Regions from separate parts of the Mus musculus genome. Here regions 2 and 3 are each linked to region 1. Evidence: chromatin contacts called from ENCODE POLR2A ChIA-PET data. All regions are on one chromosome and are shown on one strand. The core of a region is the stretch at or near the end of the contact, and the rest is flanking DNA. Distances in the headings are between cores, read along the strand shown.

Region 1 (3,442 bases), core at 739-3,238:
AACCCTGGATGTCCTGGAACTTGTTCTGTAGACTAAGCTGGCCTCAAACTCAAACTTGCAACCGCAATCCCTGTCCCCAAAAGTGGTATTTTTATAATGCTGGAGACATAGCTCAGCAATTAAGAGCACTTGTTGCTTTAGCAGAGGACCTGGATTCAATTTTCAGCATCCACATGGTGGCTCACAACCAACCGTAAATCCAGTACCCTATTCTAACTCCCACGGGCACCAACCAGGCAAAACATTCAGACATCTTTCTAAAATCTGTCAGGTTTTTGACATAAGTAATAATTACCAAATATTACACAAGGACACCCATTTTTTATATTATCTTCTCCTTATGGACATGACACCCTCTTGAGGTTGTTACTCTTCCGGTGTATTTATTTCATGCAGTCGAATTAAATAGTTCAAGAAATATACAAGCAGGTAATTACTACTTCTTTGGTTGGTTTTTTTTTTTTTTTTTTTTTTTTTAAAGATTTATTTATTTATTATATGTAAGTACACTGTAGCTGTCTTCAGACACTCCAGAAGAGGGAGTCAGATCTCGTTAGGATGGTTTTGAGCCACCATGTGGTTGCTGGGATTTGAACTCCAGACCTTTGGAAGAGCCGTCGGGTGCTCTTACCCACTGAGCCATCTCACCAGCCCCCTTTGGTTGGTTTTTAAGACAGAGACTCACTAAGTAGCTCTGGCTATTCTGTAATTTCTATGTAGACCAGGTTGGCCTCAAAGCCACCTGCCTCTGTCTCCAGGTTGCTGGGATTAAAGAAATGTGTGTGCCAGCATGCCTGACAACTTCTTATTAACTCTAAGTACATTGAAATAAAATATTTTGTGATGGCCTGAATTAAACATGCAAAAATAGGTATTTGTTGTTTTGTTTTGAGACACGGTCTCCCTGGGTAGCTTTTGCTGGTGTGGTCCTGCCTTTAAACTCACATGGCTTTGCCTGCCTCCAGAGCGCTAGGATGCAAGGAACAGTCCCCTTTTGTTGTTTTTTGTTTTCTTGAAACTGTTTTATATATCCTAGACTGGCCTTGACTTAAGTAGCTGTGAATGACCTTGAATTTTGGATCCTGATTCCATCTCTGATATTACCTTCATGCACCTGGAGCTTGGTTTATGTAGTCCTGGAGAAAAAACAAACAAACCAGGATTTATAAAAGACAAGATCTCTGTAGGTAGGTCTGCTTGGCCTGGAACCCCCCACCCCCTGTGGATCAGGCTGGCCTCATGTTCACAGAAATCTGCTTGCCTTTGAGCTTCCTAAAAGCTGAGATTAAAGGCCTGCAGCACCACCCAACTCGGAAATAATTTTTTTGAATTTTGATTCTTTGTGTCTATTACCCTTCCCCATCAAACAATTGCTTTATGCTTTAGAATGTGTATGCATTTACAGTGCACAAAACACTATATGCTGTAAGATGACTGACTGGATTACATTTCTCATACTATATTAAACGATGAAAATTACAGAAAGTAAATTATTCAGGGAATAATTTCATCCTACATTAAAATAATAGTAATAATTACTATTATTATATTTACGCAAAATCTCTCTAAAATGGTCTCTTGATGCAAAAAAGTCGTAGACTCTTGCCGACCCAACTTTCTTAAATTCCAGGAGACTAGTGCAATTCATTTGCATTGACTTTCTATTGTAGAGCTTTGGAACCAAGAGAAGGATCCAAACATAGCTCCATTTTATCCAATCAGAAGAGCTCCCTAGTGCTAAACTCTGATTCGTCTGTTCCTCTTTGCATCCAGCCAATCCTGAAGCAATTGTAACAGCCAATCAGTGGCCTGAACACCGGCCAATCAGGAAACGGCCCCGAAGTACGGCCTTTGTGTCGGGAGATGTCAGCGCGTCGGCGAAAGCTCCCGCCAATCGAAAAAGTCGTTGGTGTATGCAAATCAGGGTTCTGTGACGCACTGACGCAGCGTGCAGCGTCTCTATAAATATGGAGGCGTCGGGGGGCTTGGAGCGCAGAGCGGTTTGGTCGTTCGTTGGTGGAGTATCTGCCCGTTCTGCTCGCCGATTGCGGCTCTTGTTCGAGCGCTTCCAGCGTCGCCTCGGTCTCAGCAAGGGCCCCAGACTCGGCTTTGGGTGAGTTCGCGGCTCTGCCGGCGGCCGGAGCCTCCCTGGCTTTTAGGACCGCGGTCGCTGGCAGCCGACGGTCTGGTCGGTGAGGCAGCCCGGGAGGTCGAGTTCGGTCGCGTTCCGCCACCTCCGTCCTGTCTGCTTCCCGGTGGTGACTCACAGGTCCCGCCGCGGTGTTTCCGGCCGCCCGTGGAGCGGGAAGTTGCTCCTCCCCGCGCTCCCCCTCCCGGGGGAGGCCGCAGCCCGGCGCAGCCTGAGTCATTAGGGGAGGGGGAGGAGGCGGCGGCCGCCATCTGCTGCGGCGAGGAGGGGCGCCTGGCAGCCGGAGCCCGGTGACCTGGCCTTGAACGTCGCTTGTCTCGCAGGTGAAAAAAAATGGCCCGAACCAAGCAGACCGCTAGGAAGTCCACCGGTGGGAAAGCCCCCCGCAAACAGCTGGCCACCAAGGCGGCTCGGAAAAGCGCGCCCTCTACCGGCGGGGTGAAGAAGCCTCACCGCTACAGGTAGGCAGAGGGCTGGGAACAATGACTTGGCCGCCGGCTTGCGGGCGGGCGCTCTCTCCCTTCTCCCTGACCGTTGACGCCTTCCTTCTTCTGGTGACTGCAGGCCAGGGACCGTGGCTCTGAGAGAGATCCGTCGTTACCAGAAATCGACTGAGCTGCTCATCCGGAAGCTGCCATTCCAGAGATTGGTGAGGGAGATCGCCCAGGATTTCAAAACCGACTTGAGGTTTCAAAGTGCAGCCATCGGTGCCCTTCAGGTAAAGGGACAAAAGGCTTGGTGGCACTCGGGGCGGCGGCTTGATTGCTCCAGTAGGAGTGTTAATGCTGTTGCTCTTGTCCTCAACAGGAGGCTAGCGAAGCATACCTGGTGGGGTTGTTTGAAGATACCAATCTGTGTGCCATCCACGCCAAGAGAGTCACCATCATGCCCAAAGACATCCAGTTGGCTCGCCGGATACGGGGGGAGAGAGCTTAAGTTGAAGCGGTTTTTATGGCATTTTGTAGTAAATTCTGTAAAATACTTTGGTTTAATTTGTGACTTTTTTTGTAAGAAATTGTTTATAATATGTTGCATTTGTACTTAAGTCATTCCATCTTTCACTCAGGATGAATGGGAAGAGTGACTGACTGTTCACAGACCTCAGTGATGTGAGCACTGTGGCTCAGGAGTGACAAGTTGCTAATACGCAGAAGGGATGGGTGATACTTCTTGCTTTTCATGATGCATGTTTCTGTATGTTAATGACTTGTTGGGTAGCTATTAAGGTACTAGAATTGATAAATGTGTACAGGGTCCTTTTGCAATAAAACTGGTTATGACTTGATCCAAGTG
Region 2 (3,468 bases), core at 60-2,559, 320 kb after region 1:
ATTGGCTTCATCTTTTGCTCTGAAAGGCATTTTCAATTGCAAATGATGTTCAGTAAACACTTGTCGAAAGAACAATTCACTTGCCTTATTTTAGTGGACTCATTATTGTAGCAGAGGCTTGGGTATTCTTAACTGTATTTTGTTGGCTTCTAGAGAACACATTGACATTGGCTGTGTTCTTGCTCTCCTATAATTGAAAAGAGCTTTTGGAACTGAGAGGTACTTCTCCAAGCTTCATCTACTACTCCCCCAAAACCGGCAGCCCCGCACAGGAACCTATCTATGCACTTTGCATCGCACAGAACACGACTTTCTCACGCCTCCATCCATCTCTCTGTTCTGTGCCATTCCGTTTGTTGGCTAAGCGCTTACCCTGGCTCCTGTGCTGTGGAACTCCTACTCGCCCTCCAGTACTCAGTTCCACATCACCTTCTTTGTTAAGTCTTTTATACAGTGGGCTGAGGAACAGAGCCAGCCTTTCTCTATCTTTTTGGCTTCCTCAGCATTCCCCCAAAGAGCTATGTGTAAGTGTTATAGCTGTGTGTGTATGTGTGTGTGTGTGTGTGTGTGTGTGTGTGTGTGTGTGCGCGCGCGCGCGCGCGCGCATGAGGGTGTGTGCAGGTGAATGCTAGTGCTATCAGAGGCCAGCGGCACTAAGTCTCCTGGAACTGGGGTTACAGACAGTTGTGAGCCATCTGGTGTGGGTGCAGGTCCTCTGGAAGAGCAGCAAGCAGTTTTTGACCTGAGAGGTCTCTCCAGCCAAGACATTACTTGTTTACTCTTCTGCTGCTTCTCTCGATTTAACCTCTTGAAGGCCAGGATCTCTGCTCGTTGTTTCATCTTCTTTACCCAGCACAGTGCTTACTTACACTGGGTATGTGGTTCACTGCGTGAACAGACTAATCAAACAATTCATCGAATACTGCAGGTTGCACGAACCAGATCCCCAAACGTTTCTAGAACTGGTCCTCTATTTGGGTTGAGCCATCCTGAGATCTCTCCCCGCTCCTCGGTGCCTCTTTGCTTTGTTTTGGTAGAAAGGACGTGATTAGAGTGTGGAAAGCGCCGTTCCTCTAGAGCAGAGCTGTAATTCACTTGCTCCGGCACGTAGAGGGTTACAACGGCCCAGGGGCGGAGCCGAGTCCGTGCCACCTGCTGCGGGCCGAGCTGACGCATGCGCGAAGCCCCCCTCTAGGCTACCTGCCGGGCGGAGCGGAGGAGGAGCGCTTGCGCTCTGGGCCTTTTCCGCCGGGGGAAGTCTCGCGGGGGCGGGGCGCGGCGGGGCGGGGCCGCGTGGGGAAGTTCTCGCGGGACCCTGGCGAGGAGCGGAAGCTAGGTTGCTCTGTTGCTTCTGCGATCGGGCGGCGGCGGCGGCGAGAGCGAGCGGGGCTGCGGCCGGGACGGCGGTCGGGGCAGCGGGCGCCGCAGTCAGGGAGCAGCAGCGAGGTTGGCGGCTGCGGGCGGCAGCGCAGGGCGGGCCGGGCCGGGTGACGGAGTGGACGGCGCGTCACGGTGAGTGCAGGGGAGCGGGCGGGAAGTGAGCGGGAGCTCCGTGGTCCCCGCGCCGCGCGGCGGCGAGCGGCTCGGGCCCGGGCTGCTCGGGGCTGCCGGGGAGGGCCGCTCGCGGGCCGGGGAAGGCTGGGACCCGAGCGCAGCGGCTGCGCAGCCGTCTCCTCGTTTCCCCTTTTGGGGCGCTTCCTTCCTGGTGCCGGTCTTCCTCCCGCTGGGGGCAGAGACCCGGCCCGCCGGGGAGGTCTGGTGTGGCGGCCGTCCGGCTGGACGCTGGGGAGCCCGGAGCAGCCGAGAGGCGCAGGCTGCTGCTCTGAGTCAGGCTGACTGAGCCCGGGAGGCGGGGGATTCGGTGCCCGCAGCTAACGTGGTGATTGATGCTCCTTTGACCTGCAAGGCCACCACGTCACCGCCTCTTGGCATCTTGCGGTGGAATTGTGTGCGGGAATCCACCGTGACTTAGAATGATTGTTACCCGGACCCGCCGACGGGTCTTTGTGAGAGTTGGGCGCTTCTCTTTTTAGAAGGACTTGAGGGGGAAAAAATACTTGTTGGGGGGTGGGGGGGAAGCAGCAGCAGCAGCGGATAGGAATGCTGGAAGGAAGGAATTTTGGGGAGAGAGCCCCGTTGGTTCCTGCAACACTCTTAGGTCGTGTGGGTTGGTAAGAAAGGGATTTTAGGCTGTGTTCAAAAGCTATAGCAGTGCAGTTTGCCGGGTAGCCGAAGCGCGTTCAACGTCATCTTTCGGTGCTGTTGACACTCAGAAAGAGGCTAGAGAAACTGGGTTTTGTTGTTGTTGTTTTTTTGTTTTGTTTTTTGTTTTTGACTTCTTCACCTCTCTTTCACTTTTCCGTTTTTGCCTTCTGTCTCCATTCTACGCTACTAGGGACACGAAAAGCATCTGTAGCGCCAGTCATTGGTCCCTCCGCCCCCTTTAAAAAAAAATCTACTTCCCCTTCTTGCTGTTCCTCCGTTATAATTTTCAAGTTTCTGCTGGTTTGGGCACTGTTCATTTTCTCCGTCGTTCTAAGATCCCCTTTTCTTTTGGAGGGAGATACCTTCCCTGTTTGCATTCCTTTTTTAACGTCCACTGTATTCATCAGGCAGCCAGGAGGGCTACTTGGGAGCCAGGGGGGCGGGGGCGGGTGGTGGTGTTGGTGGTAGGGGGCTGTTTAAGTTCTCCCCCTGGGAACTAGGAAACTCAAAGGACTGAATTCATCCCTAAGTAAGTGATAGTGACCAGTTCACAAGTGGATTTTGCCTGTTTGCTTGTGTTACTTGTATTTTGGTGTTTTTTTTTTTTCACAGATCATGGTTTGTTCGTAGTATTTTCCTTCTTGCTCCCTCCTGTTTCCCCTCACTGTTAGTAAGGGAGATTGAGTCAGTTTGGGAGCTGAAAGACTCCTTTTTAAGGTTTTAGTGAGGTTAACTATTGTTAAGTGAGAAATCACCCATGGGAGTTTGTGAAGTAAGATAGCTTGAAATAGAAGAGAACTTTGATATTTGTGAATTAAAGCCTACCTACCTACCCTAACAAATGATTTAGTCCTAATCAGGCTTTTAAAAGTGATTTTTAAGTTTTTTACATTCTTGAGTGTATTTACCTGCGCGTGCGCGCGGGCGTGTGTGTGTGTGTGTGTGTGTGTGTGTACATGCCTGGTGCCCTCAGATGCTAAAGGAGGACCAATACCCCTTGAACAGGAGTTACAGAGGGTTGTGAGCAGCCATATTCTTCTCTCTGGCCCGATAGTTGGTTTTAAGCACCGTTTGCTGTGTTACTGAGGTTTTTTCATGATTTCCACTATGTCGCGTGTGTACAGCAGCCCTTAGAGAATTATGGAGTGTTAGACTTCAGAGATGGCAAAACAGAGCTGCCACTCTCCCGACAGGCAGCACTGAGAGGTAGTTAGTTACCTGCTGATTGGCCATGGTTACTGAGATTTATTGTTTTGTGATTGT
Region 3 (3,594 bases), core at 1,057-3,556, 310 kb before region 1:
AGTGACAGTCACTTATGAGGGTGCGATACGAGGAGCTTTAGACTTGCAAGTGTGTTCTTTGAAAGGCTTTCCCCAAAATGCCAGTGCCCAGGATCCTGAGGGGAGGTCGGGGGTGGAGAGTCCGGCTGCAAACTTGCCATGTGGCTGGGAATGACCTTGAACTTCGGGTTTTCCTGCCGGTACTGCCCAAGAGTTAGGATCACAGGCCTGCACCACCGCACAGCTCTCCTTTCCATGGTAATCCCACTGTTAGGGGCTCTGCTGCGCTGCGGGACGTGGGACAGGCTGAGCTTCAGATCCCATGTTGCCCCTTCTGAACACCCTGCTTCCCGTCTTTTACTTCCTCAGCATCCCGAGGGCCCCTCCCTCCCACACTTAAGGTTTACACCAGTGTAGGCTGAGCAATATCCACACCTCCTCAAAAACCAGAACAGAAACAACAGGGAAGTTCCCTGAGCCTGGGACGGCTGCACGGCTGCACGTAGCCCTTCTCCCCTGGCAGGCAGTAGGTAAGCGGTGTTCACAGTGTGGTGTGACCTGGGAGGAGGGGAAGAAGCTGAGATGAAGGAGATTCGGGTAAACAGTAGCCACAGTGGCCAGGAACCCTCGAAAAAGCCATTATAATCAGCCCTTCCGTCTCCCTTCACAAGTGCTCAGCCTGAATTCCATAATCCAGGCACCCAGGTTAGCATACCCTTTGCTCTGCCTTGCTCATTCCGCCCCTCACTCTGCCCTTTTACTTCTTGGCAAGCAGAAATAGCCCATTCACAGGGTGGCCCACTGTCAGCTGCCACACAACCCAGTCCATTTGGGAACCATCCCTTTCTTGGGGCTCAAATGTACAGAGTCAGGCATGTTCTCCTGGTGCCGTTGGCTCCTCATCACACAGTATCTGCACCTTTCCATGCTTGGTACTGCCCAGATCTTGGCCTCCTCAAAGAGCCTTTTTGCTTTACCTAATTTCATCCCACCAGAGTGTCTATCCCCTGTGACATCTGCCAGGCACAGACTCAAACCCTAAGCCATCCATCCCACTGGGGAACTAGTCCTGTCCATCTGGTGTTGGCGTGCTGGCTGCACACTTTGTTTTAGGGCCTGAACACCTGTGTGTATGTGTGTGTGTATGTGTGTGTGTGCGTGCGTGTGCTCTGTATGTGCCATCTGTGTACCCCTCACATTCATGGAGTACACTTATAGGCACATTACAGTGGGGACATCAAGATGCAATATTTATGGATTGCTGCATGATTCTTAAAAGTGAATAAAACTGTTTACAGGGGCAAGGGAGCCATTAATTACAACGTGAATTCGTTTGTGAACGTATTCGTTTCAGTCAGTGGCTCAGGCTCTTTTTAGTATTTCTGCAGACCTGGGTACAAGGCCAGCTCCATTCCTGACTGCCCTACCTGCTTCTGCATCTGCCTTAAACCCGATCACTTCCAATCCTGCAGCTCGTCAATTATTAAAGAACCCCAAAGCTGATGGCAATAGGGAAAGCTAGGGCCCAGAATCCCTTATGCTTAGTAGTTCCCATCACTTAACCAGTTCCTGGCTAAATCAGTAGAACAAATGACCTCTTTGAGAATCTTGCAGGCCCAGGGCTTTTCTGTTTTTTGCCGGCTGGCTCTGCTTCCTAGACTGTCTGAAAGGGCAGCACCTCCGCAGATGCCCCTGGAATGCCAGCTTCCGGGAACTTGAGCAGGGTGAGTGGGCGAGCTGCTTACCGGGAGACGCTGGGTTACCCTACCCGCCTCGGTGTGTCTGCGAGCTGTGTGGCCGTTTCTGCGGATTATAAGCGACAGGTGGCATCAGAGAGTCAAACTTGCCTGTGGGCACCAGAGAAGACACTCGGGGACCAGGGAAAGGCCCCAGAAACCAGACAAAGGCCACTGGCAGCCCGGTGAGGGCAAAGACTTCAAGGGCACGGTTCCCCGAGACTTGGTCTGCAGAATCCGGGGCTGGGTCCCCTCAGCGGTCAAACCCGACGCGTTGGGGGAGGGGTTCCCGGGGCCTCGAGCGGGAGCCGAGCACCCGCCGTGAGACCCAGCGCGGGGCCCTCGGGCGGGAATGCACAGAGTCGGATCTCGGTGGCGGGTAGGGGGCTGGGTGGCGCGGGAGAGGGCGGCAGAACCAGAGAGTTCCAGAGAGTTGCCGCCAGAGGAGCTGCAAGGGCCCGCGGTCTCCTTGGAGACGTACTGGCCAATGACAGCAGCGGAAGCTGTTTATGGGGGCGGGGCGTCGCCATGGCAGCAGAAGAAGCCTTCCGAGCGTCTACTTAATGCCGGTCCCCGGGCCGTCGGCGCTCAGAGAAGCGCCGTCGGGCGAGGGGGGGGGGCGCGAAGAGGGGCGCCAGCACAGCCCTCGAGCTGGGGACAGAGAACCGCGGGAGGTGGGAGGAACTTCTTCCAGAACCTTCCTCTGGCTGGCTGCGCTCTGAGCCAGGTAAGGGACTGGGAGGGCTGTGGACCACGGGATGGGAGGGCGTCGGGACCTGCTGGCTATCCAGTCCATCGGTCGCCCACAGAAGTAGTGGGGCCACGAAAATGAAATCTGAGGAGTTCGGGAGATCGCTTCCTGCTCCTCCATAACTCGGTCCTGTGACCTTCCTTTCCCGAGACCCTTCATCCTAACACCTCTTTTCAAGGATCAGATGACCTACTTTGCCCCAGCCGCGTCGTACTGACCCCCCTGGACTATTGGGATGTGATCTTAGTTTCCCACTCTTTGGGGAAAAGAGTTAGTTTGGGCCTTCCTACCCTCTTCCCTCATTGTGGCCAACAAACCCTTCAAGGGCAGATGGAGAGAGGTGGAGACGCAGGATCAGACCAGGGTCCTGTGTTTCCCTGACCTCGCCACAGGCTGCGGGGATGAATGTGAGGGGCTCCCCCCCTAAGGCGCCTCTTTCCTCTCGGGGTAGGGGAAGAGTGTTCAGTTCCGTGGTGCTCCCGCAGGCCTCACATTCGTGTTCGGAGGAGGCGACCCCCTGGGTCGCAGAATGGAAGTGAGTGTTCTGGAGACTGTGTAACTGGAGTCTGGGTTACCAGCGGGCCAGAGAGCGCGGCGGGCCACTCCGGCTCAGCCTGTGGATGTTGACCGCCCCTTCGGAGAGTCCCCGCAGACATGGCGGAGAGCTGGCTGCGCCTCTGCGGAGCGGGTCCCGGAGAGGAAGCCGGGCCGGAGGGCGGCATGGAGGAGCCGGACGCCCTGGATGACAGCCTGACCAGCCTGCAATGGCTGCAGGAATTCTCCATTCTCAACGCCAAGGCTCCCACTCTTCCCCCAGGAGGCACAGACCCCCACGGCTACCACCAAGTGCCGGGCTTGGTGGCGCCCGGGTCACCGCTGGCGGCAGACCCTGCCTGCCTTGGGCAGCCGCACACACCCGGCAAGCCCACATCGTCGTGCACATCTCGAAGCGCGCCCCCGGGGCTGCAGGCCCCGCCCCCTGACGACGTGGACTATGCCACCAACCCACACGTGAAGCCACCCTACTCCTATGCCACTCTCATCTGCATGGCCATGCAAGCCAGCAAGGCCACCAAGATCACTCTGTCGGCCATCTACAAGTGGATCACGGACAACTTCTGCTACTTC

What was found. ChIA-PET counts read pairs that join two places held with the same protein, here RNA polymerase II (POLR2A).
Region 2: POLR2A ChIA-PET joins it to region 1 with 16 read pairs in embryonic stem cell. The contact joins the promoter of Grb2 here to the promoter of H3f3b in region 1. POLR2A ChIA-PET finds 5 or more read pairs at or near these places in 3 of 5 experiments (Patski and embryonic stem cell).
Region 3: POLR2A ChIA-PET joins it to region 1 with 10 read pairs in Patski. The contact joins the promoter of Foxj1 here to the promoter of H3f3b in region 1. POLR2A ChIA-PET finds 5 or more read pairs at or near these places in 2 of 5 experiments (Patski and embryonic stem cell).

Annotation. Positions count from the first base shown.
Region 1 is chr11:116,023,050-116,026,491 of GRCm38, reverse strand. H3f3b (H3.3 histone B) reads left to right here and starts at 1,988. Exons shown (of 4, transcript NM_008211.3): 1 at 1,988-2,113; 2 at 2,473-2,610; 3 at 2,714-2,867; 4 at 2,957-3,442. The coding sequence starts at 2,483. The coding sequence ends at 3,085.
Region 2 is chr11:115,706,438-115,709,905 of GRCm38, reverse strand. It overlaps Grb2 (growth factor receptor bound protein 2), which reads left to right and starts at 1,309. Exons shown (of 6, transcript NM_008163.4): 1 at 1,309-1,512.
Region 3 is chr11:116,334,066-116,337,659 of GRCm38, reverse strand. Foxj1 (forkhead box J1) reads left to right here and starts at 2,306. Exons shown (of 3, transcript NM_008240.3): 1 at 2,306-2,442; 2 at 2,952-3,594. The coding sequence starts at 3,121. Rnf157 (ring finger protein 157) reads left to right here. Exons shown (of 19, transcript NM_027258.1): 19 at 1-1,315.